3 separate regions of the Homo sapiens genome follow, and all the other regions are linked to region 3. A link is a loop called in an ENCODE intact Hi-C map of the cell type or tissue named here. Cell type or tissue: HCT116. All regions are shown on one strand. Links, peaks and the distances in the headings refer to the core of each region. The heading gives the core; the rest is flanking DNA. Region 1 has its middle 29 kb from the start of DYNLL2. Region 2 has its middle 49 kb from the start of AKAP1. Region 3 overlaps MSI2 (musashi RNA binding protein 2).

What was found. Peaks named below come from ENCODE experiments on the same cell type or tissue, not always from the same donor. Only the 100,000 strongest peaks of a DNase experiment are listed, where the experiment ranks them.
Region 1: it touches region 3 in a loop (5-fold over the local background); 10 of 110 quality-filtered maps call a loop at or near these places.
Region 2: it touches region 3 in a loop (4-fold over the local background); 13 of 110 quality-filtered maps call a loop at or near these places.

What each region holds. Positions count from the first base shown.
Region 1 is chr17:58,107,702-58,117,951 of GRCh38, forward strand. No RefSeq gene overlaps it. Among named protein-coding and RNA genes, the nearest start is that of DYNLL2, 29 kb to the left of the region's middle. In HCT116, for the core only: a CTCF peak has its summit at 5,526 (motif pointing left); a DNase peak (open chromatin) is centred at 5,510.
Region 2 is chr17:57,128,978-57,139,227 of GRCh38, forward strand. No RefSeq gene overlaps it. Among named protein-coding and RNA genes, the nearest start is that of AKAP1, 49 kb to the left of the region's middle. RefSeq lists an enhancer at 6,687-7,218. In HCT116, for the core only: a CTCF peak has its summit at 2,158 (motif pointing right); a DNase peak (open chromatin) is centred at 2,184.
Region 3 is chr17:57,593,063-57,603,312 of GRCh38, forward strand. It overlaps MSI2 (musashi RNA binding protein 2), which reads left to right. Exons shown (of 14, transcript NM_138962.4): 8 at 3,806-3,888. It overlaps MSI2-AS1 (MSI2 antisense RNA 1), which reads right to left. Exons shown (of 3, transcript NR_110807.1): 3 at 7,802-8,946. Among named protein-coding and RNA genes, the nearest start is that of MSI2-AS1, 10 kb to the right of the region's middle. RefSeq lists an enhancer at 9,998-10,250. In HCT116, for the core only: a CTCF peak has its summit at 4,925 (motif pointing right); a DNase peak (open chromatin) is centred at 4,919; H3K27ac peaks cover 613 bases.

The sequences.
Region 1 (10,250 bases), core at 3,008-8,007, 520 kb after region 3:
TCCTCCATCTATCTTTACGTATCGTCTTTTTCAGTTTTTCCTTTCTCTGTATTTTATTTTGGATATTTTGTATTGTCTTCAAGTTCACTAATCTTTTTTTTTTTTGCAATGTCTAATCTGTTATTGATCACATTAAATGTATTTTTTTATCTTATGTATTGTAGTTTTTACCTATAGAAGTTAATATGGGTCTTATTTAAATCTTCCATGTCTCCACCTAATAGTCTCAATATTCCTTCTAACTTTTTGAATGTATGGACATGAATGTAAGGCATGTAGAAGATTGTTATAGCATTGTATATAATGTAGTAGTAAGCTTTGGAAAACAGCCTAAATGTACAACAATAGAGGAATGGCTAAATATGACAATCTATATTATAAAATAATAGGCAGAAAGCAAAGAGAATCAAGCAATACTGCATGTTCTGATATGTAAAGAGCTCCAAAATGTATTGCTAAGTGAAAAAAAGTTGCAGAACAAATAGATACAGAATTATTCTCATGTTAAAAAATACATAACATACATATACACACACAAAACAATATTATTTTCTATGAACACAATGGTAGATAGACCCTATGATGACTCCCAGTGATCCTTAATTTCTAGTATTCATCCTTTTATATTGTTCCCACTCATACTGATTAGGACAGACCTGTGTAATCAAAAGAATTGTTGCAGAATTGATGGTGTGTGACTTTCAAGGCTAGGTCACAAAAGACATTTTTGTTTCTGCTATGCTTTCTTGAGCCACTTGTGCTAGTGGAAGCCAGCTACCACATTGTGAGTGTACTCAAGCAGACCTAATAAGTCATATTTCTTAGTATTTTTAGTATGATTGTGTCTCACACAATATCTGGGATATACTAATACTAAAATGTATTTGTTATTTATCTGAAATGCAAATTTAGCTGCCTATTCCATATTTTTATTTGCTAAATATGGCAACCTTAGATGGAGAGAAACTGAGGTTTGCCAATGCCCAATGACTGTCTCTTTATCCATGTGAGTGGAATGTTTGGAAAGTCCCAGTCAAGCCATCAAATGATTGCAGCCCCTGCATTCTTTTTATTTATTTATTTAGTTAGTTATTTGAGATGGAGTCTTGCTCTGTCATCTAGGCTGGAGTGCAGTGGTGCAGTCTCAGCTCACTGCAACCTCTGCCTCTGGGGTTCAAGCAGTTCTTCTGCCTCAGCCTCCCGAGTAGCTGGGATTACAGGCGCGCACCATCACGTCCGGCTAATTTTTGTATTTTTAGTAGAGACGGGGTTTCACCATGTTGGCCAGGCTGGTCTCAAACTCCCGACTTCAGGTGATTCGCCCGCCTCAGCTTCCCAAAGTGCTGGGATTACAGGCGTGAGTCACTGTGCCTGGCCTATTATTTATTTCTTTGAGACAGGATCTCACTGTGTTGCCCAGGCCGGAGCATAGTGGCGTGATCATCGTTCACTGCAACCTCAAACTTCTGGGCCCAGGCAATCTTCCTGCCTCAGCCTCCTGAGTAGCTAGGACTACAGCTGTGCACTGCCATGCCCAAATAATTTTTAAATTTTTTTTATAGAGATGGGGTCCCACTATGTTGCCTAGGCTGGTCTCAAACTCCTGGCCTCAAGCAATCCTCCTGCCTTGGCCTCTCAAAATGCTGGGATTACAGGCATAAGCCACCATGCCTGGCTCCCTGCCAACATCTTGACTGCAACTTCATAAGACAGAACCACTCAGCTAAACCACTCTGGAATTCTTGACCCCCCCAGATATTGTGTGAAATAGTAAATATTTATCATTGTTTTAAGCCACTAAGTTTTGGAGTAATTTCTTATGCAGCAATAGATAACTAACACAGGTACGTATGCACTTAAATACATGCACAAAGAGAGATTTGGATAAACTTTAATCCTCTGGGAAGGGATTGACTTTAGGGGTTGGAGTTTAGGGCAACCTAATCTATCTATCTATCTATCTATCTATCTATCTATCTATCTATCTATCTATCTAGAGAATGTAATTATGAGGAAGGAAAAATACATGCTATCCAAATATTAACAATGTCTGTCAACTGATGTATGGATAAACAAGTGTGGTATTCCATACAATGGAGTATTGTTCAGCCACAAAAATGCTTACAATACAATACAGCATTTCATGCTTATAACTGTTCATGCTTATAACATAGATGATTGTTGAAAACATGGAAAGTGAAAGAGGCCAGAATAAAACACCACATAAAACCTGTGAGATAATAAATGTTTCTTGCTTTAAGCCACTACATTTTGGGGTAATTCGTTACATAGTGATATGTAACCAATACGGTGGGTTTGTAAATACTGGTGTGAATAAAGGAGTATAGAGAAATGTCTAGCACATAACAGGACACCATAATAAATGTTGGCTGGTATGAGTGGAAAAGATGTGTCCAGTCCCAGAGATTATCCCTTGTGGGAGACCCGGGACAAGGAGGAGAAGGGCACAAGGGTACGACCTCAGCACTCACGCCAGCTGGACAGAGCCGCCTCAGGTCACCCTCTGCCTGTTCTGGAGGAAGAGGACATGAAACACACAAACACTCCCTCACCCCTTAATCTACATCTTCTCCTCTTAGGGTACCATCACCTTGTCCATAGCATAGAGTTATGTAAATACTAGTTATACAATATGTAACTAGTATATAACTAGTAACTATTTATGTAGCCGATACATAGTAATTCAGTAGCTGATATTTCCAGTTGCCCGTCTTCTACAGGGAACCGTCTCTTTGCCTCAAAGCAAACAGCCCCCAGCCCTGCCTGCAGGGAAGGCCTGGGTATGAGAGAAGGGATTACCTTTCTCCTGCTCTGCTTCTGTGCTGGGAGTGAACCCCTTCCCTGTTCTCTAGGGAGAGGGCTTCTTCCCATTCAGAGGAAAACATGTCTGTGACTCCTGTCCCTTCCTCAAGGGAAGGAAATATGACCAGTGTGTCTCCAGTCTGTGTGCACAATCCTTTTAATGGGAAAAAATTCCCAAGGACTCCTGGTGTTGACCAGTCAATTTTGTTGTAATATTACTTAAGTATGTAACCATGTATAACTATATGCATATAGCTCTTATGTGACTATAAAACTCAAAGCAAATTTACAAACTAAATACAAACAGAATTGCAAAACCTGTAAAATTCAAATGAAAAAACACAAATGTATTTTTTTCTTTTTGTATCTAAGTCACACCTCCTGCCAGTAATGAGCACCTGTCAGCCAGAGCACAGGTTCTCCCTGGACATGCTGTGCTGGGGCATGCCAGGTGGGCCACTCACTTCTTCCCACAGTTTTCCTTGATTTGAACCCTTACAAATCTTCCCTTCTAACAACACATCTTGGGGTCATTTGGTTTCCACGTGGTGTGAGCACATCATTTAGGTATCAGGTCTATCTCTGTGTGTGTGTGTGTTTTCCCTCCTCATTAGCTCTGAATAATTAAAGTAGCCAAAGCCACAGGTAAATAAATACAAATGGGGCCACTGGAACTGGGAGGCAGCTCTTTGTTTTAAGATGGCCATAGACAGAGTATCAGTCTGCCACCCAGGCTGGAGTGCAGTGGCGTGATCTCGGCTCACTGCAACCTCTGCCTCCTGGATTCAAGCAAATTCTCCTGCCTCAGCCTCCTGAGTAGCTGGGATTACAGGCACCTGCCAACATGCCCGGCTACTTTTTGTATTTTTAGTAGAGACGGGGCTTCACCATGTTGGCCAGGCTGGTCTCGAACTCCTGATCTCAGGTGATTCGCCCACCTTGGCCTCCCAAAGTGCTGGGATTACAGGCGTGAGCCACCGTGCCCAGCCCAGAGTTCATTTTAAAAAATACAGCAAATGAAAACACCAAATAATTTATTTTAGTGATTCTTATACCCCCAAGAACACCTGAGTTAAAAATAAACTGGTATAGGAGAAAAGCAGTTGTCTCTGACGTGGTGGCCCTCACTTTCTGCTCTGTTCCTTAGCAGAGGATTAAAGGAAATGAAAGTGTGTCTATGAAAGTGCTTGCCAAACTATCAAGCACAATCAAAATGTAAACTCTTACGCTTAGAAGGAAGGGTACAAAGTAATTTGAAGTCACATTGTCACTTGGCCAGATCCCTTGTGGCAGCCTCAGTTTTCTCATCTGGAAAGTAGGAATAAAAACTATTACCTCGAGGACTAAGTGATGACATAGGCAAAAGCACTTTATGAATTTAGCAAATGTTTAGGGAGCTCCTCCCTTGGGCCAGGCACATGGCTTTTCTTCCTTTCTCTCTCTGGGCCTCATTTTTCATCTAGGAATTGCAGCGTTTGGGCTGAGGGCTCTCTTTGTTCCTGCCACTCTGACTTAGCCTTTAGGTTTCTGTCTGCAGTTATAATTCAATCAATCAATCAATGCAAACTTACTGATCATCAGTCAGGTGCCCTGTGCTGTGAAGGCCACAGAGAAGCAGAAATCAAATAAACATTTACCAGCTTTGTACTTTTATCATCTTGAAAATTAGAGTCCCTGGGGTTTTTGTTGTTGTTTACTTTTATTTTATTTTATTATTTTATTATTTATTTATTTTTGAGATGGAGCTCGCCCCGTCACCCAGGCTGGAGTGCAGTGGTGCAATCTCGGCTTGCTGCAACCTCCGACTCCCAGGTTCGAGTGATTCTCCTGCCTCAGTCTCCCGTGTAGCTGGGATTACAGGTGCCAGCCACCACACCCGGCTAATTTTTATATTTTTAGTAGAGACGAGATTTCGCCATATTGGCCAGGCTTGTCTCAAACTCCTGACTTCAGGTGATCTGCCTGCCTCGGCCTCCCAAAGTGCTAGGATTACAGGCGTGAGCCACTGCGCCTGGCCTATTTTTATTTTTTATTTTTATTTTTACTTTGAGACAGAGTCTTGCCCTGTCACCCAGGTGGGAGTGCAGTGGCGTGATCTCAGCTCACTGCAACCTCTGCCACCTGGGTTCAAGAAATTATCCTGCCTCAGCCTCCTGAGTAGCTGGGATTACAGGCGCACGCCACCACACCCGGCTAATTTTTGTATTTTTAATAGAGACGGGGTTTCACCATGTTTGTCAGGCTGGTCTCGAACTCATGACCTCAGGTGATCCAACCTGCCTTGGCCTCCCAAAGTGCTGGGATTGCAGGCGTGAGCCACTGTGTCTGGTTACCTATTTTTATTTTTAATGTTTTTTTTAATTGACAAGTAAATATTGTATGTATTTATGGTGTGCACCATGATGTTCTGACATATGTATACATTGGGGAAGGAGCCCTAGTCTTGAAAAGAAGTGTCGTAAAGCAGCTCGTGCCTGGCACTTTTCAGTAATGTTTAGTTTCGTCCCAGCAAAGTCCCAATTCATTTCATGGTACCTTTGGTTGTTTGTCACTACAGTGTAAAGTTCTGGAAAGAGCGATCCATATTGTAATCCCCTTTGTGTTCACACTGCCCAGCGCAACGTTTTGGGCACAGGTGCTCAACCATTAAGTTTTGAACGAATGTAGTTGAACTCTCATGGAGAAGCAGCACCATCTTCTGGCTGAAGTGGGTAATGCTGCACAGGGCCAGAGAGCGGCTCAATTAGAGGCTGGCAATCAGAGGCTGGCAATGGATGCGCGCGTGTGTGCGTGTGAGCGTGTGTACATGTGTATTCAAGTGGAGATGAATGCACTCTTTCCTCAACTTTGCCATCCTCTACTATCAGAGTTTTAGCCTGAGGATGGTTGAGGCATCCTGGCCTCTAGAGCGAGAAGTTTGCTTTAGGGAAAACCTAATCTGAATTCACCCGTCTGCAATGCGGCGAATCAGGCCCAGAGAAGTTAAGGCTGGCTCAGGGTCACCCTGCAAGGTGGTGGCAGGGCCAGGCTGGAGTCTTCACTCCTGACTCTTCATCCAGGACTCTCAGAATTCCAGGGACCACTTTCCTCCTGAATGCTGAAGTTTTTGCCTTCCTAAAGCCATAATCTTTGTAGTGGATGTAGAACTCGGGAAAAGTCATTTGGTTATTAATGGTTGCAGACAGGGAGCAAAGATGGCAAGTTGAAGGAAAAAGCATTTATTTATTGAACATGCTATGTGCCAGGTACTCTGTATGTACAGACTACCATTTGTACAATGGAGATAATAATAGCAGCTCTTTCAGAGCATTGTTGTAAATAAAGTAATATAAATGTAGTAATATATGTAAAATGCTTACATATACTTAAAGTTGCTGGAATATCACGAGCACTCATATGTTTTAGTTTCTACGTCAGTTAGCTTTTCTTGGATGCAATTATTTGGAAACAGTCTGATCCTTTTAGGTCTTGCTTTTGTTAGGGACCTCCAGAGGAGTGTTCTGTCTAGGACCAATTATTCCCCACTATTGAGGCATGGCCTTCCTGCATATTCTACTCAATTCCAGTCTAGCTGGAGGCAGCGGGCACTGTTTCTGGCTCTGTGTGAGTCCTGGGCACTGTTCTCTCCTCCTTTCAGAAGGACCTCGGGTGGTTTCATCACACGCACGAGCTGATGAGTACACTGCTGAATACTTGAGGGGCACCCTCTGCACATCTCTGAGGCTCTCTGTGCAGCTCTCTCCTCCCCAGTACTCTGTCCTAAGAACTCTGGCCACCTTGATCTCCTGGGACTCTGCTGTGTCTCCTCAACTCAGAAGCTCCCTGGCTCCACCTGGGTTCCCTTTGTCTGTACTGTGGCCTGGAAACATTTTTCTAGGCTGTGAGCTGGGGTTGTCGTGGAGTTCATGTGGTTTTCCCATCTCTCGCATCACCATCCTTTGTGATCCACCCAATGTCCAGATTCTTGCCTGGTTATTCTAGCTGTTTCATGCAGGAAGATAAATCAGGTTCCTGTTACTTCATCTTGGGCAAAGCCTAAGCCCATCAATTGATTTTACAGCTTTAAACAGCAGCCATCTATTTACTCACGATTGGCAGGTTGGTGATTTGGGCTGAGCAGTTCTGCTGGCCATGGCTGGGCTCACTCCTGGGCCTGCAGTCAGCCTCATGTCAGCGAGGTGGCTCTGTTTCCTGGGCATTTGCTGGCTGTTGACTGGAGTGAAGAAAGCAACTGGGCCATGTGTCTCTCCTCCTCCAGCAGGCTAGCCTGGGCTTGTGGGTTCCTAGAGCATAAGAGAGCAAGCCCCTGTGATGAGCACTTTTCACGTCTATTCTAGAATCACTTTTGCTATTGTCCCTTTGTCCAAAGACAATGATCCACCCAGATCCAAGGGGTTGAGAAATGGACTTCACCTCTTGATGGGAGGAACTAGGAGGTCCCACTGCAGGGGCATAGGTACAGGTAGGCAAGAATGCATAGCCATTTTTGCCATGCCTATCATAGCTATTCCTATTCCTTTGTAAGCCTCACAAGAAGCCAGGAGGTTGATCTTATTATCGACAATTTACGGAAGAGAAAACTGAGGCTCAGAGAGGTTGAGAGACTTGCATAAGATCTCACAGCTAGTAGGAAGCAAAGCCAGGATTTGGACCAGGGTCTGCCTGCCTCTGAGCCTGGTGTGGTGTGTGTGTGTGATTCTGTATTCAACACCATCAACTGTTTATCCTTGGCCCTGGTCCCTGATGTGAGGCACTCCCTGAAGCTGCCCATGCTCCAGATCCTTCCTGACACTCTCCCACTCCCAACCCCAAACAGAAGGCCATGGCCCTGGGCCCCTCCTGTCAGTGCCTGTGGGGCCTGTGGACACTGAAGGAGATGTCTGTGTGTCAGTGTCTCTGTGTAGGGGAGCTCACGGGGCTGATGACCTATGTCCCCAGCTAGCGTGTTCCTCAGTGGGTCGTGAGTTCCTTCCTCTCTATGCTCCTCTGTTACTCCTGCCTGGGCTGTTTCAAAAGCCTCCTCACCTCCCTGGCTTCCCTGTCCCCATCCCTCCCTCGGGTTGAAGCCAGGTGGGCCCTTGAGGGTCCACGCTTGATGGCAGTGCTCTTCCATCCTCGGTCCTTCAGTGGCTTCTGATTTTTTTCCTAGATAAACACTAAATTCATTTTCCCAGCACCCAGTCCTTCCACGATCTCACCCTAACCTACTTTTGTGCTTTATTTCTGAACACCCATGCTAATGTCCTCCGTTATTGAGTCAAGGGCACCATGGCTTTGTCCCCCTGGGCTGGCCCCTGGGTGGTCCTTCCCTCCATCTCCACACACCCACTCCTCCTGCCTCCTGCACCACCCACCTGCGCTCCAGGCTGTGTGTGATGTCTGATCATTTCATTCAGGCCCCAACTTCCTGAGAGGGCGGACTGTCTTATTTGTGTTTGACCAACTGAGAAAGCCCAGGCCTGGGAGGGGATTGGGAGGACTCTCTGGCTTTGTGTGGTACTCTCAGCCCAGTGAGAGGCACGGGAGCCTTCCTGGGACCTCCTGCTATTCTAGCCCAAGATTGGTGCTGCAACGAAGCAACTGGACCCCTGTGGCTGAATAGCACCCTGTGGACTCCGTAGATATGTCCACTGCTCCTCGTGACCTTGGGGGAGGGGAGAGAGTGCCCATAAAGGCTAAGTGTGTATGCACCAGTGGGGTAGCAGAGAAGTTGGGGCAGGCCATGAAGTGGTGTGGAGGGGCTCAGACCAGGGGCCAGTGAGGGGCACTGCTTTTGGTTGGGGTAGTCACCAATGCTGCTCACTGAACATTTCTTTTCCCCTCCAGGCACGCATTGAGGTAGGTGGACCACGCACTTACCTTGACTAATGGAATGTGGATGAGTGACGTCTGTCACATCTAGGTGGGAGCTGTAAGAACCCATGCTGAATTGCCACAACCCCTACCCACCAAGATGAATGAAGTCTCATTAACCTGGGTTCCCAAGGGATGAAGATAAGCAGATCCAACTGCCCTCCCATGCCCAACATGAGATTTGGGGTTCATTTGTTACAGTGACATAACGAACCCATCCTGAAGGTACACTTGAAGAGGGCAGGATTTCAGAAGTTGAAGGAAGTGGAGAGAAAGCCTTAGTGGATTTCCTGGCACATGTGTCGGCCTCAGAGAAGGCCTGGAGGGAAGGGGAGGGGTCTGGGAAGACAGAGACTACTTTTGGCTCTCTGCCTCTCTCCAGTTGACCCTAGTTCTTGGGATTTGGGGATGGTAACACTGATGTTTCCCCATAATGCAACCATGCTCCATCTCCCCAGACCTGGATTAGAATCTTGGCTTGGCCATGCACTGGCTTTAGCCTTGGGCAACTCACCTTAGCTCTGTTATGATTCAGGTTCCTTGTCTGTAAAAGGGATTGGAGAGCACCTATCTTGAGGATTTGAGGTAACACATATAAAACACTCTTCTTTTCATGTGGTGGACACTCACTAGCTGGCTGCTGATTTTTATTCTTTTTCTTCTCAATCTACTATTCCCAGTGGTGGGGTGGGGAGTGGGAGAGATGGACTACAGCCATCTGAGACCACCCTCCCCACTCACCTCACTTTGCTCAGCTGGCCTGAGCTATTGATGTTGCCAAGACAATGATGACATGTGGACCATCCCCAAAAGATGCTGTGGTCTGTGATCAGACCCTTTGGTCTGCCTGAGTGTGAGTGTGTGTGTACACACACACATGCATGCACAGGCAGCCAAAGTCAGAAAAAACAATGGCCTGAAATTAGCAAAAAAAAAAAAATTGTTTCTGGAAAAATTTGCACCAACTGCTTGGGAATCTGAAGATAAAGGCAGGCACAGGCCAAGTCAGAGATCAATGGGCCTAAAGCAAGTAATGGCAATGATGATGATGGTGATAGTGATGGTGATGGTGATAATGATGGTGATAATGGTGATAGTGATGGTGTCAGTGATGGTGATGATGGTGATGGTGACAGTGATGATGGTGATGATGGTGATGCTGCCGATGATGGTGATGCTGGTGATAGTGATGGTGATGATGGTGATAGTGACGGCGATGATGATAGTGATGACGGTGATGGTGACAGTGACAGTGATGGTGATGATGATGGTGGTGATGGTGATGTGACAGTGATGGTGATGATGATGGTGATGGTTACAGTGATGATGATGGTGAGGATGATGGTAACTACATTTGTTGAGCTCCAGCAGATGGATGTAATGGTTCAGAGCCGGTCTCTGATGTCAGCAAACCCTGGGTTTGAATCCTCTTCTGTTTCTCCAGGACTTGAGAGGCATATTGGTTAACCTCTCAGTTACTCTTTGGTAAATGTGGAAATAGTAGTCCTTACCTTTTAGGCTTGTGAAGATGAAACGAGATAACATGTGAATTCTCAGCTTGGAGCCCAGTATAC
Region 2 (10,250 bases), core at 196-5,195, 470 kb before region 3:
TGTTGCCCAGACTGGTCTAGGACTCCTGGACTCAAGCAGTCCTCCTGCCTCAACCCCCTAAAGTGCTGGGATTATAAGCAGGAGCCACCTCGCCCATCTATGTATTTGGATTGTTAAAGCTCACCAGGTGATTCTGATTTGCTGCTGGAATCAAGAATCCCTGTTCCCAGCTGGGCACAGTGGCTCAAGCCTGTAATCCCAGCACTTTGGGAGGCTTAGGTGGGCAGATCACCTGAGGTCAGGAGTTCAAGACCACCCTGGCCAACATGGTAAAACCCTGTCTCTACTAAAAGTACAAAAATTAGCCAGGCATGGTGGCAGGTGCCGATAATCTCAGCTACTTGAGAAGCTGAGGCAGGAGAATAGCTTGAACTCGGAGGGTGGAGGTTGCGGTGAGCTGAGATCGCACCACTTCACTCCAGCCTGGGTGAAAGAGTGAAACTCCATCTCAAAAAAAAAAAAAAAAAAAAAAATCCTTGCTCTAGAGAGATGGCTGTCAACTCATGCTGCCAAGTGCTGCTCTGAGGGCAGTGGTTGAGCTCTTCCAGCAGCCGTTCTGTGAGTTTCCTCAGTAGCCTTCCAATAAATCCCTAATCCATTTCTGTTGCTTGCCACCAATGAGCCCTATCCAACCAGACACACAGTTCCAGTACAACTCCCACCCGGCCCTCCGGTTCAGTGTTTACATCTCTTCCTATTATCACTGTTGATTGGATTTCAGTCTCAACCTCCTGTCTCCCCTGCCAGAGCCCTCAATATCTGCTGCCGCCTAGCTCAGACTCTTGACAAAATTCTTTCTTCTGTGTTCTCCGGGTCATTTTGAATACGGCCATCTGAATATATGAACGTGGTAGTGGGAGTCGGAGATTCACAACACCCTCTCTATCTTGAGACTACTAACATAGGGTTGATGTGAGGCTGAAATGGCCTAGAGCATGTAAAGCTCTTACCACAAGGCCTGGCATATAGAAATTACTCAATAAATGATGCCTGAATGCAGGTGACTTCCATCGTCACAGAAAGTTTTAATGGACTGCATTCCACTATCCAATAGGGTAGCCATTGGCCATCTGGGGCTATTGAGCATTTGAACCGTGACTTGTCTGAATTGAGAAGTGTTATAAATATAAAATATACACCTTATAAGAAAAATAATAATTACACATTGAAATATTATTTTGGACATTGCGGGTTAAATAAAACATAGTTACACTTTTTTTTTCTTTTTTTGAGACAGAGTCTCACTCTGTCACCCAGGCTGGAGTGCAGTGGCGCGATCTCAGCTCACTGCAAGCTCTACCTCCCGGGTTCACGCCATTCTCCTGCCTCAGCATCCTGAGTAGCTGGGACTACAAGTGCCCGCCACCACACCCGGCTAATTTTTTTTTTTTTTGTATTTTTAGTAGAGACGGAGTTTCACCGGTTACACTTGTTTTTTTAAAGGGTGGCTAGTGGACATGCTAAGATCACATGTGTGCCTCTTAGTCCTGTTGGACAGCATGGGGTGGAGGAACATCATTATAGGAGGTCATACCCTTTCAGACAGTGTTTCTCAAATGAGGGAGCTCAGGCCATTAGCCTCAGTTTACCTGGAGTGCTTGTTAAAAAAAGCAAAGTGCTGGGACCTGGACTCTACATTTTCAATAAGCCTCCCAGGCTAAACTCATGCCCACTGCTCCTATAACTAGGGACCATTTGATTTTACTCATAAACAGGCATGCTCCCTTGCTTTAGGTTGTGAATTGATGGAATCCTTGTTTCCTACGTTGACTTGGCTGCTAGGAAGTGTTCGGGACTAAGTTTTTGGTTAAGTTAGGGTTTAATTATTGTGTAATCTGGGTGGCTGTGTTGCTGTCTTCCAATGTCTTGCCTTAGGCTGGAAGTATCCCGAGGACAAATACCAAAGTCTATTTGCACAGTTGAAAGTTTCTCGCCTTAAAACAGCCGTCTTCCAGTCTCAGTTCTGTCGCTGTGGGACTTTGGGCAGGACACAGTCTGTAAAGATCCCATTCTCTTGTGGTTGTTCAGAGTATGAAAAGTGATCATTTATCTTCAATAAAACACTTACTTAAAAAAATAGAGATGATAAAGGTGAAGGCGCTTGGAGAGGGCTAGATTTCAGGGTTACTCAATGCACACAGCACAGATTGCTGCCACTGTGTCTTAGACCACTAGATGGCGCCACAGCACAAGCTACTGGAAGTGTCCTCCCCGCCTTCCACCTCCCCCCACCCCCACCCCGCACCCAGTAGTTAGAACAGCCGTCCTCCAAGCGATCTTATTATTAGAACTTAATAGAAACGCACATTCTCAGGTCCTCCCCCAGACCTCCTGAATCCAAACTCTTTTAACACACTGTCCTGATGCACACTTAAGTTTGAAAATCACGGTCCTAGAATCAGCCTCTGGGTAACTTGGGAAGAAGTGAGCAGGAAGCGGTGAAATAGAGGGTGGGCCGGCTGCAGGGGGTGAGGGTGGGTGTGCTGGAGCGGGTGAGGATGGGCCGGCTGGAGGGGGTGAGGGTGGGTGTGCTGGAGGGGGTGAGGATGGGCCGGCTGGAGGGGGTGAGGGTGGGTGTGCTGGAGGGGGTGAGGGTGGGTGTGCTGGAGGGGGTGAGGGTGGGTGTGTTGGAGGGGGTGAGGGTGGGTGTGTTGGAGGGGGTGAGGGTGGGTGTGTTGGAGGGGGTGAGGGTGGGCGTGCTGGAGGGGGTGAGGGTGGGTGTGCTGGAGCGGGTGAGGATGGGCCGGCTGGAGGGGGTGAGGGTGGGTGTGCTGGAGGGGGTGAGGATGGGCCGGCTGGAGGGGGTGAGGGTGGGCGTGCTGGAGCGGGTGAGGATGGGCCGGCTGGAGGGGGTGAGGGTGGGCGTGCTGGAGGGGGTGAGGGTGGGTGTGCTGGAGGGGGTGAGGGTGGGCGTGCTGGAGGGGGTGAGGGTGGGCGTGCTGGAGCGGGTGAGGATGGGCCGGCTGGAGGGGGTGAGGGTGGGTGTGCTGGAGCGGGTGAGGATGGGCCGGCTGGAGGGGGTGAGGGTGGGCGTGCTGGAGGGGGTGAGGGTGGGTGTGCTGGAGGGGGTGAGGGTGGGTGTGTTGGAGGGGGTGAGGGTGGGTGTGTTGGAGGGGGTGAGGGTGGGTGTGTTGGAGGGGGTGAGGGTGGGTGGGCTGGAGGGGGTGAGGGTGGGTGTGCTGGAGCGGGTGAGGATGGGCTGGCTGGAGGGGGTGAGGGTGGGCGTGCTGGAGGGGGTGAGGGTGGGCGTGCTGGAGGGGGTGAGGGTGGGTGTGTTGGAGGGGGTGAGGGTGGGTGTGCTGGAGGGGGTGAGGGTGGGTGTGCTGGAGGGGGTGAGGGTGGGTGTGTTGGAGGGGGTGAGGGTGGGTGTGTTGGAGGGGGTGAGGGTGGGCGGGCTGGAGGGGGTGAGGGTGGGTGTGCTGGAGCGGGTGAGGATGGGCTGGCTGGAGGGGGTGAGGGTGGGCGTGCTGGAGGGGGTGAGGGTGGGCGGGCTGGAGGGGGTGAGGGTGGGTGTGTTGGAGGGGGTGAGGGTGGGTGTGTTGGAGGGGGTGAGGGTGGGTGTGCTGGAGGGGGTGAGGGTGGGTGTGCTGCAGGGGGTGAGGGTGGGCCGGCTGGAGGGGGTGAGGGTGGGTGGGCTGGAGGGGGTGAGGGTGGGCCGGCTGGAGGGGGTGAGGGAGGGTGGGCTGGAGGGGGTGAGGGAGGGTGGACTGAGGAAGGGCTGCTGAGTGAAGGTCACAGTGCAAGAACAATTCCACAGCGCTTGTCCCAATCAGGGAACCTTTAAGGAACAAGATATCGGATGGCAATTTTGTATTTTCCTTTTTAGGTAAGACATATCCAATGCTGTCAGCTGGATAGAGGGAAAGGAGGGGTTACTAGGGGACCCACAACTTAGGGGCAAGGTCTTGGACCAGGAGCAGAAACACAGGGGCTGGCTGAGTGCTGCAGGGAGCCCTCAGCCAACCTGTGTCCCCACTCTGGCTGCTTGTCTCTGCCTGTTGAGATTTCACCAAACTACCACTGTGTTAATGGACTAGAATCTTGCAACCCTCTCTAGATGACCCAGGAAAATGGATGCTCAGAAATCAAAAAGAAGCTTGAGACTGCATGGAAAAATCACTAGTGAATTAAAATCTTATTTCTGTTTTTTTCAATCCTGTCTGTTTCCTAAGAAAAAGCTGGTGCCGGAATGAACGCGTATCTTTTTGTTGTTGTTTTGACACTGACAAAAATTCCTTTTGCAGATGGCTACTGAGGCTTCAAAGGGGCAATGTATCATGCAAATAATTTTTTTCAGCTATGACGTGTACAGTTCAGTTTGATTTATTTTTGATGTCAGAAACAAAATGGAAAGTTAGCGCTTTAAAAATGAGCATGGCTGGCTGAATAAATAAATAATATGCTCTTGGCCAGAATCTGCCAGTGCCTCCTTAATTGTCCATTGATTCTTTAATTCTCTGCACTTTAACATCTACGGAAATTAAGAGGCCACAGAGCATGGAGATGTCTTTTGTTAAACAAATTAAGGAAACTGGGTTTTAGAAGGTTTAGTTCTTCCTCGGGCTTTGACCTAGCATTTAAAGGCGGGAAGCAAAGTTGCCCAGTGAAAGCCAGTTGCCCTCCGTGGTTTCTTCTGGAGCATGACTGTACTCTCACCTTGTTTTTCCAGCCATGAATATTTATAGCGTGTCCTCAGGCCACGTACATATAGAACATGGTGTGACTCAGAGAGCAACGGAGACCCTGAGCATCCCTCCTGTCAATTACTGGGAGGTATGGAGGTGGCCTGGTGTGGCTTCCCTCCGGAAGATGCTGGTTCCCATGTTTTAGATCCTGGCAGACCAGCCCCAGGATACCCAGCAAGGGTCCTGGGAAGTCTCCTCCATTTCTTGCAGGGAGAGAAACACTCTGGAATCTTTGTTTCTTTTCTTTCTTTTTTCCTTTCCTTCCTTCCCTCCCTTCCCTTCTGCTTCCCCTTCCCCTTCCTTCCTCCCTCCCTCCCTCTCTCTTTTTCTGTTTCTTTCTTTTCTTTCTTCTTTTTTTTTGACAGAGTCTCGCTCTGTTGCCCAGGCTGGAGTTCAGTGGTGTGATCTCAGCTCACTGCAACCTCCGCCTCCCGGTTTCAAGCAATTCTCCTGCCTCAGCCTCCCAAGTAGCTTGGATTACAGGTGTGTGCCACCATGTCCGGCTAATTTTTGTATTTTTAGTAGAGATGGGGTTTCACCATGTTGGCCAGGCTGGTCTTAAACTACTAACCTCAAGTGATCCACCCACCTTGGCCTCCCAAAGTGCTGCGATTACAGGTGTCAGCCACTGCGCCTGGCCTGGAATCTTTCTTTTATCCCCATTTCCAGCTGGATCAGAGGCACCAGCCATTCTTAGTGCCCCCAACAGAGGCTTCCAATACCATCCAGAAAGGCTCCCAGAACCCCATGGCCACCAGAGCCTCCTGGCTCACCAAGCCCCACTTCCAGTCTTCTAAACTGCAGAAAGTCTGCGTTCTCTCCCCACCTCCACCCCCTGCCTTTCCCCTAACACTGCACTCTGAGGCTCCCTTCTCCAGAAAGAATTTCTGAACCCTCACCCTGGCCTCCCCCCAGGTGTGGAATGGCGGCCCCTCAGTTCCCATGGCCTGCTGTGATTCAGCTGCTGGTACTGTGGGCCCCTCCAGAGCAGGGCGTAGTTTTTTATTATGTAACCCCAGCATATAAAACAGGACCCAGAACATCATCTGCTCTCAAAAATATTTTGTCGAATGAATAAACAAGTAAGTCCATTTCCCCCAAGCAAATACTATAGATAGAGGTGCATTTAACAGAGGGTGAGATGCCCAAAGGGAATTCCATGACTGCATCCTTGTCTTGTGTGTTCCAGCATCTCAGGCCCCTTTGAAAGGGCCTTCCTTATATTCCCTCTAAGCACCCCACTTTGGGGTCAGGTAAGGTCTGATGAGAAAATGGGTGCGGAATACCCAGTGAGCAGCTCACACCAGTGGCAGGGAACCTCCTCTGCACCTTGTGACTCGTGGAAGGTTTTGGACAGGTGGTGCCATCTTAGCCTCTGGTGGATGCAGACTAGGCCTGTCAGGATACTTGTGAGTGATATGAAGAAAAAGCCGGATCCTGCCAGGCTTTAGACCCTTGAACCTTAGATCTCTGACCACATCAATGTGTCACTAAGGCTGAAACCTCCCAACCTGCAAAGGCAAATGTACATGCCTGGACAGTTCTGGGTTGGCTGTGCCAGTTAAGAGCTGTGTGATCTTCGGGAAGTTACTCCACTTCTCTGGGCCTCAGTTTGCTCCTCTATAAACTAGGGTCAATAATAGTGCCGCCTCAAAAGGTGATTGTAGGACTTAAACATGAAGCCCTGGCATCCAGGTTGCACTCAATCTATATTTTATTATTTATGTCCCTTAGCTGCGGCCTGAAGACAAGATCTGCTGAATGCTTCTCTGTAGAAATCTCAAGCAGGCCAGCTGTGTCTGCTTCTATGCGTTCTTCCAGAGTCGCGGCTACCCCATCTCTCTAGGTCCATAGGGGCCCGTCATTTCCCCCACGCTGGAGACCCAGTTGCCAGTCCTCCCTCCACTTTCCCCTGGAACCGCCATGGGATGCTCCTTGGCTGTAATTATGGCCCCAGGGTGCAGCTGCCATCAGAACACCTGCTGCCCAGGCCCTGCTCTCAGGGTGCGAAGCTGGGATCCCCCGTTCAGGCACAAAGACCTCAGCTGGCTGCCTTAGGGACCCCTCACCTGCCTCTCCGCTCTGAGTCCTCATTTCCCTCTCCATCAGCATCATTACATTAGAATTCTCGCCCTTCCACTTATCAAATCAGCATCGTGCCTGTCTGTCTCCGCCACTGTCAACAACGCAGCTTCTTGTGTCTCTTGCAACCGGGCGTCTGGGCCGCCCCTCTCTCTCTGGCAATTATGATTCCTTCCCCAGCTCACATGGAAAGTCTTTGTTCTTCTCCCTGAACGTTCAAGTTAATTTCCACTGACTGTTTATTCAGCCTTTGTACTGGCTGGCTTGCTACTCGCTCAGGAAAGGCAGGCCTTTGAGGCAGAGTGGGAAGGCAGAGCAACAGTTTGGGACAGGAAGGAAAGACACTTCAGAGAGTGAGGGGGCGAGGCAGGAGTCCTGAGGGCCCCGGAACGTGGGCGTGGGGAGGGGAGGAGGGAACCCAAGAGGGGTAGCCTGCCAATTCCCAGGTTCTGCTTTTCGGGTTAGCATCTTGGGGTATTTCTTCCCCGTGTAAGCGTGCGTGCAGATGCACGTGGCTACGAAGGCGCGTAGAGTCACAAACCTACAGATGCGGGAGGCAGAAAAAAATAGCTCTTGGCAGTTGCAGCTATCTCTCTGTGGGCCTTCTGTTCTGCCGAGCATCTGAGAGTTTGGGAGGAGGTTCTGGACCAGCAGAATTGCGCTGCTCTGAAAAGGGAAGAATTTGGGGGCAGAGAAGAACCTGATCCCACAGGGAGGAACAAAGAGGAGAGAGGGGACTGGAAGGGGAGATGGGGAGGGAGGGAAGGCTGGGGTGGCGTGGCCGCAGGGGAGGAAGTCCCGGCCAGGGCGGCCTGAGGAATACCACGCGCCCTTTTAAGGTGTTTGCCCTGTGGTGCCGATTCGGTTTCGGGTAGCAGCCTTGTATTTGAGGTGCTTGGAGATGGGGCTGGGGGTGAGGTGGTGTCGGGCCAGGAAACGAGGAGGGAAAGGAAGAGATGTCTCATTTATGAATGCTTAACCAGAGTGGAGATAAAGCCACAGCCAGGAGACCCAGGGCTGAGCAGGATTTGGGGGAGGCTGGAAGTCTAGAAACTCAGCTCTCTGGAATTTGGAGAAATTTTGGAGATAGTTTTGGACTGTGGAAATAGAAATGGGCGGTCTAATCAATGCTACCCACCTTATGGGGCCAGGAGACCCCAGCTGACATCTGGGATTCTCTATATAAACACAGCTCTCCAGTATTTTCATAATCTAAAAATGCATACAAGCAATTATATGTAACACACAACATAAGACATTTATAAATCTATGAAATCATATGAAAATATAAATGAGAAAATCAAATATATTTAATATAAATACACGTATAAATATACGTTTTAGTATGTAATCATATATATATACATAAAATGTAGAATACATAATCATATTTTTAATATATGTAATATAAATAATATCTTGGAACACAAAATAAAGTCACATCTTTTACTTTCCCCGTTCTGACCACCTCTAACTTGTATTTGAAGTGTATAGGCCATTTACATTTTTTAACTTTATTGATGTATAATTAGAATAAAATAAACTGTACGTCTTTAAAGTATGCAACTTTAAAAGTTTTTTGTTTTTTGAGACAGAGTCTCACTGTGTCACGTAGGGTGGAGTGCAGTGGCGCAATCTCGGCTCACTGTGACTTCTGTCTCCCGGGTTCAAGTGATTCTGCTGCCTCAGCCTCCAGAGTAGCTGGGATTACAGGTGCCCGCCACCATGCCCGGCTAATTTTTTGTATTTTTAGTAGAGATGGGGTTTCACCATGTTGGCTAGGCTGGTCTTGAACTCCTGACCTCAAGTTATCCACCCGCCTTGGCCTCCCAAAATGCTGGAATTACGGGTGTGAGACACCACGCCCGGCCATACAACTTTATAAGTTTTGACCTATGTACACATCTGTGAACTCATCACCACAATCAAGATAATGAACATATCCATCACCCCCCAAGTTTACTTTTTTCTAGGTAGTCCTTTCTGCCCCTCCCTCCCATCCCCCAGACAACCAACAATCTGCTTTACATCACTGGAGATTCGTTTGCATTTTCTGGAATTTTAAATAAATGGAATCAGGCGTATGATTCTACTTGGCTTCTTTCACCCGGCATCACTTTTTGAGACTTATTCATTTGCTTTGTGTATCAATAGTTCTTTCCTTTTTACTGCTGAGTTCCACTGAATGGTTGTACCACAGTTTGTTAATCCAGCCACCTGCTGAAGGACATTTGGGTTTAACATTTAAATGAAAATGCCTCCCACATCCCATATCATGAATTGTAAGAAGTTCCTCTCTTTTCCTGAGTTTCTCCTCATTTCTGGAGTGCTCCAAGAGCTGCAGGGTTAATTTCTCCCTGGGCCAGTAAGTTCAGGACCTGCTGCCAGCACAGGTAAGCTGCTCAGTCTCCTGCTCTGGGCCAGGCTCCTCACTGCTCTGCCCCATCGGCCCCTCACAGGGCAGCGTGGGCATAGGAGGCAGGCTCACACCGTGCCTCAGGGAGCTGGTCAGGAGCCCAGGCAAGCCCTGCTCTCAGCTCGCTCCAAGCAGACACAGCTGTGCCTCTCCACTCGGTCAGGGCACATTCTGGGCCTCCCCAGGGGTACACACGTGCACACATGGCCACACTCCCCTGGAAGCGAGCACTGCAAAGTCTCAGCCTCTGCTGGGGCCGCACAAGCCTCCCAGCTGTTTCAAGGAGGCTCTTCTCACTGCAGTCTCCCATGTTTCCATCCCCGCCTCCTGACTAGTCTCTCCCTCTCCTTCAATCCCCTTCATCCACACTGGCCCTTTGCTGTTCCTCAAGCACACAGGTGTACTCCTGCCCCAGCACTTTTGCACGTGCCCTTCCCTCTGCCCAGAATGCTTTTCCCTCAGGTGAGTACTCCTTCATTTCCTTCAGGCCTTTACTCAAAAGTCGCCTTCTCGAGGAAGCCTGCTGTGGCCACCTTATACCTAAAATTTCAGCCGGGCACGGTGGCTCATGCCTGTAATTCCAGTGCTTTGGGAGGCTGAGGTGAGTGGATCACTTGAGCCCAGGACTTCAAGACCAGCCTGGGCAACATAGCAAGACCCCTGTCTCTCCAAAAAAAAAAAAAAAATTAGCTGGGCATGGTGGTTGAGTCGGGAGGATCGCTTGAGCCCCAGAGATCGAGGCTGCAGTGAGCTATGATCACACCACTGCACTCCAGCCTGGGCGACGGAGTGAAACCCTGACTCTAAAATTACATTACATAAAGTAAAATTTCACCCCACCACCCTTTAATTTTCCCTTTCCCAGGCTGACTTTTCTCTTTGGCAGGAGTCACCATTGCACGGCATAGTTTACTTCTCTCTTGTTTATCATTGTCTCCCCCATTGGACTGTAAGCTCTCTGAGGGCAGTAAGTAGTCTGCTTTGTTCATCACAATTCCCCACCCCTAGAGGGCCTGGCACATAGTAGGTGCTTAAATACTTGTCAAAAGAATGAGTGGATAAATGGA
Region 3 (10,250 bases), core at 2,205-7,204:
GGCTCATGGGGCAGTGCCCTTCAGTGGTGGCACTGACTTCATGTTCTTTCCCCATAGCCAGGATGGGTTTTTCTCATTCATCCACTCTCTCCTGCCTTCAGTCCAGAGCAGCATGATTGGCCAAGTCAGCAGGCCTGGCGGGAGGAGGTTGCGTGCAGCCCCCCTGTGTGGGATATGGAGGCAGCTGAAACCTAGAACCTTGCTGTATTAGTTTTCTGTGGCTGCCGTAACAAATTACCACAAACTTCGTGGCTTAAAACAACAGAAACTTCTTGTCTCACAGTTCTGGAAGCCAGCGCTGCACTCCCCCAAGAGGTTCTGGGGGACAGTCGTTCCTTGCCTTCTGGAAAACCAGCTTCTTAAGACTCCAGGTGTTCCTGGTTTGTGGCAGTACCACTCCATTCTCTGCCTACCTCTGTCTTCACATGGCCTTCTTCTCTTTCTCTGTGTCTCAAATATCCCCTGTTTGTCTTTTAAGGACACCTGTCGTTGGATTTAGGGCCCACCCTAAATCCAGGATAATCTCTTCTCAAGATTCTTAATTAAATTACATTTGCAAAAGCTCTTTTTCCAAATAAGGTCACATTCATAAATTCCAGGGATTAGGACATGGATGTATGTTTGGAGGGCCACTATTCAACCTGCTACACTTGTCCTAATTAGCAGTGAGGTTCCCTAAAAACTGGCCTATCCTGGCTTGTTTTATTTGCAAGGTGCCTGGGCGTGGGGGCTGGGGCAGAGGGGTGACCTTCAAAGACAGATGAGACCCAGAGTGCCCCACAGGCTGGAAGTGAGGGGTGAGAGGGAGACGCTGTCCCTGCATGGGATCCTCTGACTCGTGCCTGTTCGTGAATTGTGCAAGCAGAGGGCCATTGCCTTGTTGATCTCCACGTCCTTCACAGTGCCTAGCACAGGTGGCAGCTGGTAAACGCAGAAGGAAGAGCGGAATCAGTCTTGAGGCAAAGCAGTGACTCAAGTGGATTAGCAAGATGCTCAGACCCTGGAGGAGCAGAAATGGCTCATTCAGTCACTCACTTAGCACTTGGTGTGTGTTAGGGGCCCTGTTCCGTCCTGAGGACCCTTAGAGGACAAGACCCCAGCATCACCCTCTTGCAGGGCGCTCTGGCTTGAAGGCACGCTGGCCAATTTCCGCGGCCTCCGCAGTGCCACCCCTCCCTCCCTGTGGGATTGCGGGAGGGTGCTGGCTCTTAATCCATTCTACTGGGGCCAGTTAGGATCTGGGCCCTAGGAGGGTGGGGCTGGGGGAAGGGGATTAACCAAAAAGATTAAGTTCCTGGCTGAGTGCTCCAGGGGTCCTTGACTGGGTGGGAGTTTTAACCTGATGTTTTTAAGGCTCCTCCCAACCCAGGATTCCTGAGACATACCCCAGTAGGGTGAGCTGAATGCCCTCAGGAAACTGAAAGTGCTTAAAGGAGCGCTTGAGGAACAAATACCCCAAAGCCCAAAGAGAAGTGGCTTGGGGAAGTGTCGGTGTGGCTCTTCTCCAGCTCTGCAATGATCAGTGGGACCAAGGGCCAAGGAGAAGGAGATGCCCAAAGAGAGGGAATAGGATAGCGTTCCCAGCAGCTTTCTCTCAAAGGACCTGGTTTAGGGGGTAGGGGGTATAAACCTGGTGAAAGGTTTTTTTGTTGGACAGCATTTCAAACCACGTATCCTGTCGGATGTCTGCTTCAGGCCTCTGAGGTAACTGAGAACCTAGCTTTTACTGGGTGACACTGGGAGAAACTCGGCATCTTTGAGCCCCTCCAGCAGACACTCATGTCCACTTTATGGTACATCTGATGCTGCCTTATGTATCTACAACAGGCTGGACTGTGTATGCTGGGAGCACTGGCCCAGTATTTGGCGGGTGGTGGTAGCAAATGACATGATAAAGATCACGATTGCTGTGTTTCGTGGTCCTAGCCCTCTGTTTTACTGGAAATGGTTTGAGAGCAGATAGTAGCCTTTTTTATTCTCATACCGAAGAATCTGCTAGTCCCTGCAGGAGCTATGCTAAAGGAGCTCCACATATCAGCTCCCTGTTTCCTGGTGTTCCTTGGAAGATGGTGATGTTAGAGTTGGATGCATGAGAGTCAGAAGGGACCTGAGAAATTCCCTCTCCGTCTTGTGTTGCAGGGACCCAAAATAGACACAGAGTTTGAAAAGGAAGCATCTGTATTTTGCTCATTGACTGGAAACACAATTATCATAATATAATTGTGATAGAACAGCCATTCAGTTTTTGTCTTCCTGCTTGGTGTGTCTGGCCATTCAGTTTTTGTCTTCCTGCTTGGTGTGTCTGGCTTAGTGTTCAGCCAGGTTCATACCTTTGGGGAGAAGAGTGTCTTAGCTGGGGCGGCTATAATGAAGTACCATGGTCTAAGAAAAACGGTTTATTTCTCACAGTTCTGGAAGCTGGCAGTTAAGAGCAGGGTGCCAGCATGGTCATTTCTGGGAGGGCCCCCCTTCCTGTGTACAGACAGCTGCCTTCCTGTTGCATCCTCGCATGGTAGAGAGAAAAAACAAGCTTTCTAATGTCTTTCTGTAAGGGCACTAATTCCATTTATGAGGGCCCCATCCTCACGAACTCATCACCTCCCAGAGGCCTGAACTCTTAATACCATCACATTGGGAGTTTGGATTTCAACATGAATCTGGGTGGGGGGTCGGGGGGCAGCAAGGGGCAGCCACAAACATTCAGATGGCAGCAGACAGCCTTGTGAATCCTGATTTGGGCTGTGACAGGAGGTGTGAAACCCAGGGTCCAGTTCTACCACCTTCATTTGCAGATGCAAAAGTTGAGGCTCAGAGAGGGCAAGGGGCTCCCCCAGATTAAACATAAAGTAGATGCACAGTGAGAAGTGGAAGCCAGGTCTCAGTCTCCCCATCAGTGTGTCTGCCCCCATGGCCTGTGCTCCCTCGCCATGTTAACGCTACCATGTGGCAGCTGCATCCCATCCAAGGAGGGTGCAACCCTGCATGGGGCCATGTGGTAAAGCAGCACTTACTGAGTGGGGTCACAGATGGGGCCACATGCTGGAAACGCTGTCGGAGGCGGGAGGAGAAGAAAGAAAGGGGCAGGAGGGTAGGAGAGGAACTGAGGATACTGAGCAGCAGTCGCCTGCCAAAATTCTTCAGTGCAGCTTGTCTAGCAAAGCCGGTCTCCAGCAGAGTACATACAGTGGATAGCTGACGGGCTGACAGCAGGCATCAAACAGTCTTAAACTGCCCCAAATCCAGAGCGCTTTTGAAGCAGCAGTATAAAAAGGATGCCTGCGCGGAACAGAGGCCTGAAACTTTTAATAGTTTCTTCCAGGCCTCAGGATGTCCTGATGAGGTATTAGAGGAAGTAATTCAGGAAGAAAAGGACAAATAACCACCTCCGTCTGGAGGCCGACCCGAGGGCTGGCCAGGGCTGCTCGCGGAAAGGGCAAGCGTGGCCCCGCAGTGATCCACGAGGCTCTGGTTAGCCCACCCGCCTGCTGCCGTGCACAGAGCCGCGGGGCTCTGACCCTTGTAAATAACAGACAAGTAAATTTCTTGTTTGCTTCGGGGCAAATGTAAACCACACAGTGCCCGCTGCATGTGGGTGAAATCATTAACTTTTCCTCGCTGTCGGAAGGGTGCTCAGTACAAATTAGAAATCATTGCCTCCAACCTCAAGGTCCTCCCAAGGATCCGCCTACCTACCCCCAGACCAGGAGGCTGTCAAGACCTCAGGACGTCAGAGAAAAACCTGGGCCTGCCAGAACTGAACTCACCCCGCCTCTCTTTGTTTTTTCTTCTCTCTCTTTTCCTTTAGGGTTTGGCTTTGTCACTTTTGAGAATGAAGATGTTGTGGAGAAAGTCTGTGAGATTCATTTCCATGAAATCAATAATAAAATGGTAAGTGTGTAGGGGTTGCGCTGAAATGGAATGCCCCCTTTCTCTACGTACACACCCAGTCTTGCAGACTGGTCCAGCCCATCATCAGGCTGGAGTGGGCAGGGGTGGGGAGGGGGCTAGATGCTCGGGGTCCAGGCCTGTGAACAGTAGCAGTTGTTTCATACTGAGGTGGACAAACTCTGTAAAGGGCCAAGTCGTGAATATTTTCATCTTTGCAGGCCATAAAGCTGACTGCAGCTACCCAGTTCTGCTGGGTAGCGTCCATAGGCAATGCATACATAAAGCAGTGGGGCTGTGTTTCAATAAAGCTTTGTTTATGGACACCAAAATTTGAACCTTATGTAATTTTCACAGATCACAAAATATTAATTTTTTAACCACTTAAAATGTAAAAACCAGGCCAAGCATGATGGCTCACGCCTATAACCTCTGCACTTTAGAAGGCCAAGGCAGGAAAATCACTTGAGGCCAGGAGTTCGAGACGAGCCTGGGAAACATAGCCAGACCTCATCTCTTAAAAAAAAAAAAAAAAAAAAAAAATTAGCTGGGTGCAGTGCACCTGTACCCCACCTACTCGAGGTGAGAGGATCACCTGACCCCAGGAGGTTGAGGCTGCAGTGAGCCATGATCACACCACTGTACTCCAGCCTGGGCAACAAAGTGAAACCCTGTCTCAAAAAAAATAAAAATAAAATAAAATGTAAAAGCCGTTCTCAATTCTTGGACTTTACATAAACAGGCAGAAGGGCGGGATTTGACCTATGAGTCGTAACTTGCTGGCACCTGGCTTAGGATATTCTTTTGCTGTGCAGCTTTTGAGAGGTATATCCTAGATAGGAAGTTTACTGCACCAAACTATTTTTCTCTTTGGGTCCTGCTGGAAAATTAACATTCCCTCCCTTGCCATCAATTAATTTCTGCCCTCTTGATCAGCTGCTTCCTTCCCTCTCTTTGGCTCTTTAAAGTTCCTTTTTCTGCCACAGCAGCCTCAAGAGGAAGGGAGGTTGGATTACTGGAAGTTTGGGAAGTCGTGTAGGCCTCCCAGATCAGTGGCCACCAGAGGGTGCCATATCATGCATAGCATTTGCACACTCACAAACTCCTTTCTTCGGATTGAGTAGGAGGGTGAGAATTCCCTTCTTTGTTGGTTCCAGAAAAATAGAAGCTCAGCAGGTGTTTCTGGAACCAGTCCTTTGGAGCAAAAACATTTTGGTTGGCCACGAGAGCCTCCAGCCTCAAGAGAAGAGGGAGGGCAAATCTGTGTTTCAATTGCAGCTGTAACTTTAATATTTTCTTCCTTTTGTCAAAACATTTCTTGCTTCTAAAACATGCGTTCAGACATGCATTGTATATTGGTCTGATATGTGTTCACCAACTTTAAATTCAATAATAGAGCTTTTAGTGTGGATAAGATCAAAGCAATCTGCTTAGCATGTGGCGCTACAGGCCTGATTCAATATTTGACTTGCTAATTTTTTCCCAGGGCACTAAAATAATATTGTTCGTATTGTTCCTTGCCATCATATGCATCTGAAATGAAAATACTCTTTTTTTGCGTACTGTATGTTGGAGGCATCAACTCAGACATTAAAATGGTAGGAGGGAGATAAGTGTGACAGAATAACACAGGTCCCCTCATAGGCTTTCTCAGCTCCCCAGATGTCCGTGCAAGTTTACAGTTGGTACTTTTCTCTTGGTAGGTTACTACTTGCTATTTTTTTTTTTTAATTGAGACAGAGTCTTGCTTTGTTGCCCTGGCTGGAATGCAGTGGCACGATCTCGGCTCACTGCAACCTCCGCCTCCCGGGCTCAAGCAATTCTCCTGCCTCAGCCTCCCAAGTAGCTGGGACTACAGGCATGTGCCAGCACACCCAGCTAATTTTTGTATTTTTAGTAGAGACGGGGTTTCACCATGTTGGCCAGGCTGATCTCAAACTCCTGACGTCAAGTGATCCACCTGCCTCGGCCTCCCAAAGTGCTGGGATTACAGGCATGAGCCACTGTGCCCGACCAGTACTAGCTATTTTTAAAAAGAGAGAGAGAGGACTTAAATGAAACTTGCATCCACTGCCCAGATGCCTTGTTTATCCTAGCCAGAGCACGCCATTGACAGGCTCCACTAAGGCTGCTGGGCAGTGGGGAATAGAAGAGAGTACTGGCAGATGCCATTCCTGTCTTGCCAAGCCTTAAGGGTTCATCAGGAAAGGCCAGATGTAGACCGGAAGGACATTGCTCCATTTGTCACCTTGAATGCATATGTGTAGCCCTTCCCTGTTGACAGGCTTTGAAACAAACCCGAGACACAGATGGGGAAAGGCTTTATCCTGGGAAACTGAGGCTCAGGGGATAGGTCCCAGGCTATCCAGAGAGCGAAGGAGCATAGGTCTTGAGCTTACTGGTGCCAAAGGAACTATATAGACAGTTGTTGGAGCTTGGGGGTGGGAGGGTGAATCCCCAGATAACCCGGGCAGCAATCAGGAAGTAGAGCTTCTGCCCCAGAAGAAGAACCCATGGGGCTGGCTTGAAGCCAGAGAGATTTGCAGCCATTTTCCTGTTTCATATTTATCGCCTTCTCTCCCACCCAGGTGGAGGGTGACTATGTCAGGTGCACGTAACCGGGTTTTTAGTGTAAGGGTTTGTGTTTGCCTTTGAATCTGGGGCTAGTACTTGTTCTTCAAGAGAATGAGCAAAGATGGAAGTAGACAAGAGGAAGAAGTGGGGGCAGATTGATTCGGATGACAGGCTTTGGAGGTGTTGGTCCACGTTCCCAGCACAGCCCAACAGTTATGAGCTCCAAGGTGGGGAGTTTAGAGGCCCTGGGAGAGGACTTTGGAGAAGAACACTGGGCCTTGCTGAGCTCCAGTAAGACAGGGCTGGTAATGATACTGCCTCATTGGGTTGTTAGAGACTGGGTGACATACCAGGAGCAAAGGGCTTACTTAGCACAGTGTCTGCACAGGGTGCAAGCTTGATCTGTGTTATCTCTTGCCATTATCCTTGCCATCATCCACGAGTTGTCATTGAGAGAGATTTCTCCAGCCAATTCCCCTCCTCTGAAGAAGGGTGGAATTTAAAGGGTGTTGGTAGAGAAGCCTGCATCCTGAATTGTTTTGGTTTTTGTGATACTGGTTTCTACTTCTGAGGCCCAAAGAAAAGGAAATGAGTTTAAACTGGGCTATGGACAGAATTCAAATGAGATATCTGGAAAAACTGAAAACTCAGAGACTGCCAAACAAGAACATGGATGATTGTTAGAATGTGCATAGGAGTGTTTCATAAACAGGACTGTGCTGTGAAACCACAGACCCATCTCCTCAAACCCTCGCAATCTTTCTGGGTATTTGGCAGGAAGTGGCAGATAGCTGCACCCCCTGGTACATACTGGAGCCATGATTTTTTTATATTCACAGATGGGAAAGGTCTTACTGCAGATTAGTCACAGACATAGTACTTGAATCTAGGTCTTCTGGTTCAATCTCATGTGCCTGGCACTTAGGAGACCCTGTATAAATAATTGTGGACTAAATAAAGGATTCACTGAAGGACCACATGTCTGTGAGGCACATTATAATTCCTAAAGCCATTGCCCATCTAATTGGGTCGGGGAGTCTCTTCCTGGGCATTTTTTAAAATGGAGTTCCTTCTCTACCATGCAGAAGGGCCAGGAGAAGGCGTGAGTCATTCTACTCACAGGGGACCAGGATAGCTGTCTTTGGGAAGTGGGGATCACAGGAATCCTTCCTTCATTCTCCATGTAGGCCCTGCCTTAAGGAGGTTATCTCCAGGCAGGAGGATGCCCAGAAAGACCCCACATGACACCCTTTCACACATAAAGATCCCACTAATAGCTGACATTGGGTGGTACAAACTACATACTCTACTAAACACTTTATGCATCATGCATCTTATTTCATTTGATTTTCACTTACTCTTTAATCATTATCCCCACTTACAGATTGGCAAGGCAAGGCAGAGAGAGGTTAAGCAGTTTGCCCAAGGTCACATGGTCAGCAAATGGCAGCCCCAGAATTCGAGCCCAGAAAGCTATACTCCAGAGCTCACATCTGTACCCATCAGACTGTGTGTCCCCTTCAGGCCAAAAGGGGCTTTCAGGGTTATGTAGCTGGGCTGCAGGCCCTCCATCACTGACCACCCTTTCCCAGTCAGCTATGTCGTGGCCCATGTGGTTCCATGTTCTCCTAGGAGAAGAGCAGAGGAGACAGGCCAGATTCCCAGCTAGGGAGAAGGACCACGCTTGGGTTTAACAGGTCCCAGATCTCCATGCCTCTTCCTCCACTGCCACAGACACAGATAAGTGACGAGCATGGGTCAGGAGCTGACTGCCACCCAAGCTCAGGGCCAAACCCACAAGCTCTCCAAGCCAGAGCAAAATGCAAATGTGGCTCTTTATCAATAAACACACACAAATGCATGCACAGAGCTGCCTCGTGACCCACCAGAGAGGGGATCCTCCCTGGCCACTCTGTGTGCCCCAGTGCGGGTGCAGCTAATAATGCCTCCCGTGGCGTCCCCCTGATTGAAGCAGCCCCTGAGCAGCAGGGACACTTGCTTGATGAGTCACCACAGCCCAGCCTTCAAGCGGCCTCCTGACGAGCCGGGCAGCAGCAGGAAGGGAGGTGAGAATTGACAAGAGCCACCTCCAGGCATCCGCAGAGGCCTAGTACAGCCTAGAGCTTGAAATGATGTTGGGGAGCCATCACCACCCTCATTGGGTGAGAGCGTGGGTACAGCCTGAAAGGTGCCTGGGACGAGGGCATCTCGGGTAGAGCCTTTCCTCACGCCTGATTCACCAGAAAGGAATCGGTGCTTATAGGCACTGGGACTGTGCTTTACGTGCGTGCTGTCTCCTTTTGTCCTCACAACATCCTGAGCAGGAGTCCTCATCTCATTTTACAGAGGGGTTCACTAGAGCTCAGCAGCAGTGGATCTTCCTTGGTGGGACAGTTCTAAGGGATAGAGCTGGGATTTGAACCTGTGTCATTCTGGTTCCGAACCCTCTGTTCTTCTCATTATACCTTGCTGCCCATTTAGGCAAACCTAGTATTTGAAAAATATGGATTTATATGATGAGTGAATATCAAGAAGAGTTTTTATTTGCTTCATACAATACTACTGCAGGATTACTTTAAATCAACTTTGTCCAACCCATGACCCACGGGCCATATGCGGCCCAGGATGGCTTTGAATGTAGCCCAATGCAAATTCATAAACTTTCTTAGAACATTATGAGATTTTTTTTTTAATTTTTTTTTTTAAAGCTCATCAGCTATCTTTAGTGTTAGTGTATTTTATGTGCGGCTGAAGACAGTTCTTCCGGTGTGGCCCAAGGAAGCCAAAAGATTGGACACCCCTGCTTTCTGTTTTTTGTTTTTTGTTTGTTTTGTTTTGTTTTGTTTTTGGAGACAGGGTCTCATTCTGTCACCCAGGCTGGAGTGCAGTGGCACGATCTCGGCTTACCACAACCTCTGCCTCCCAGGTCTGAGTGATTCTCGTGCCTCGGCCTCCCGAGTAGCTGGGATTATAGGCATGCGCCACCACGCCCAGCTAATTTTTTGTGTGTTTTTAGTAGAGAGAGTGTTTCACCATGTTGGCCAGGTGGTCTAGAACTCCTGGTCTCAAGTGATCCCCTTGCCTCTGCCTCCAAAAGTGCTGGGATTACAGGCATCAGCCACTACACCTGGCTACACCCCTGCTTTAAATAGTCCTTTTTCTTACTCCTTTAAGGTGATAGGATTTACAGAAATTTGCTAAGTAACTCATGGGTACAGCTACTTTGGTTGTCCCTTGTCTTGGAATGAGAGGTCTGGATGCTGGTAATCAAAGTGTGGTCCATGTACCAGCAGCCTTGGCAGCCCCTAGGAGCTGGTTAGGAATGCAGAGTCCCAGGACCCACCCTAGACCTACAGAGTCAGAATCTGCATGCTGACAAATCCCCAGTGATTGGCGTGCACATTAAAGTCTGAGAAGCACCAGGCAAGGGCCACTGCTAATGACAGATAATGTGGGACTTGTGGGTCATAAATTGCCCAGCCATCATCATCAGAAGGAAGGGACTTGGGAATGAAGGGAGCACGGAGCCAGGCCAAATGGGGCCAAACCAGGCCTGGCACCTGGACCTCCAGGCCAGTCTGGTGCTCTTGGCACCACTCCATACTCCCTCTATGGTCAAACAGAGACCAGATTTCCGAAGATCTCCCAGAGGAAGCTCTCAGTGCCAGAGACTGCTCCCGCCCCTCACCATGCCCTACCCCTCTGGGTGCAGGCCTTGGAGCATTGCTTGCAGAAGACACGTGAGGCATGCATCTCTTGGGGTAAAGGGCTCGATTCTCCTGAGTGAGGTG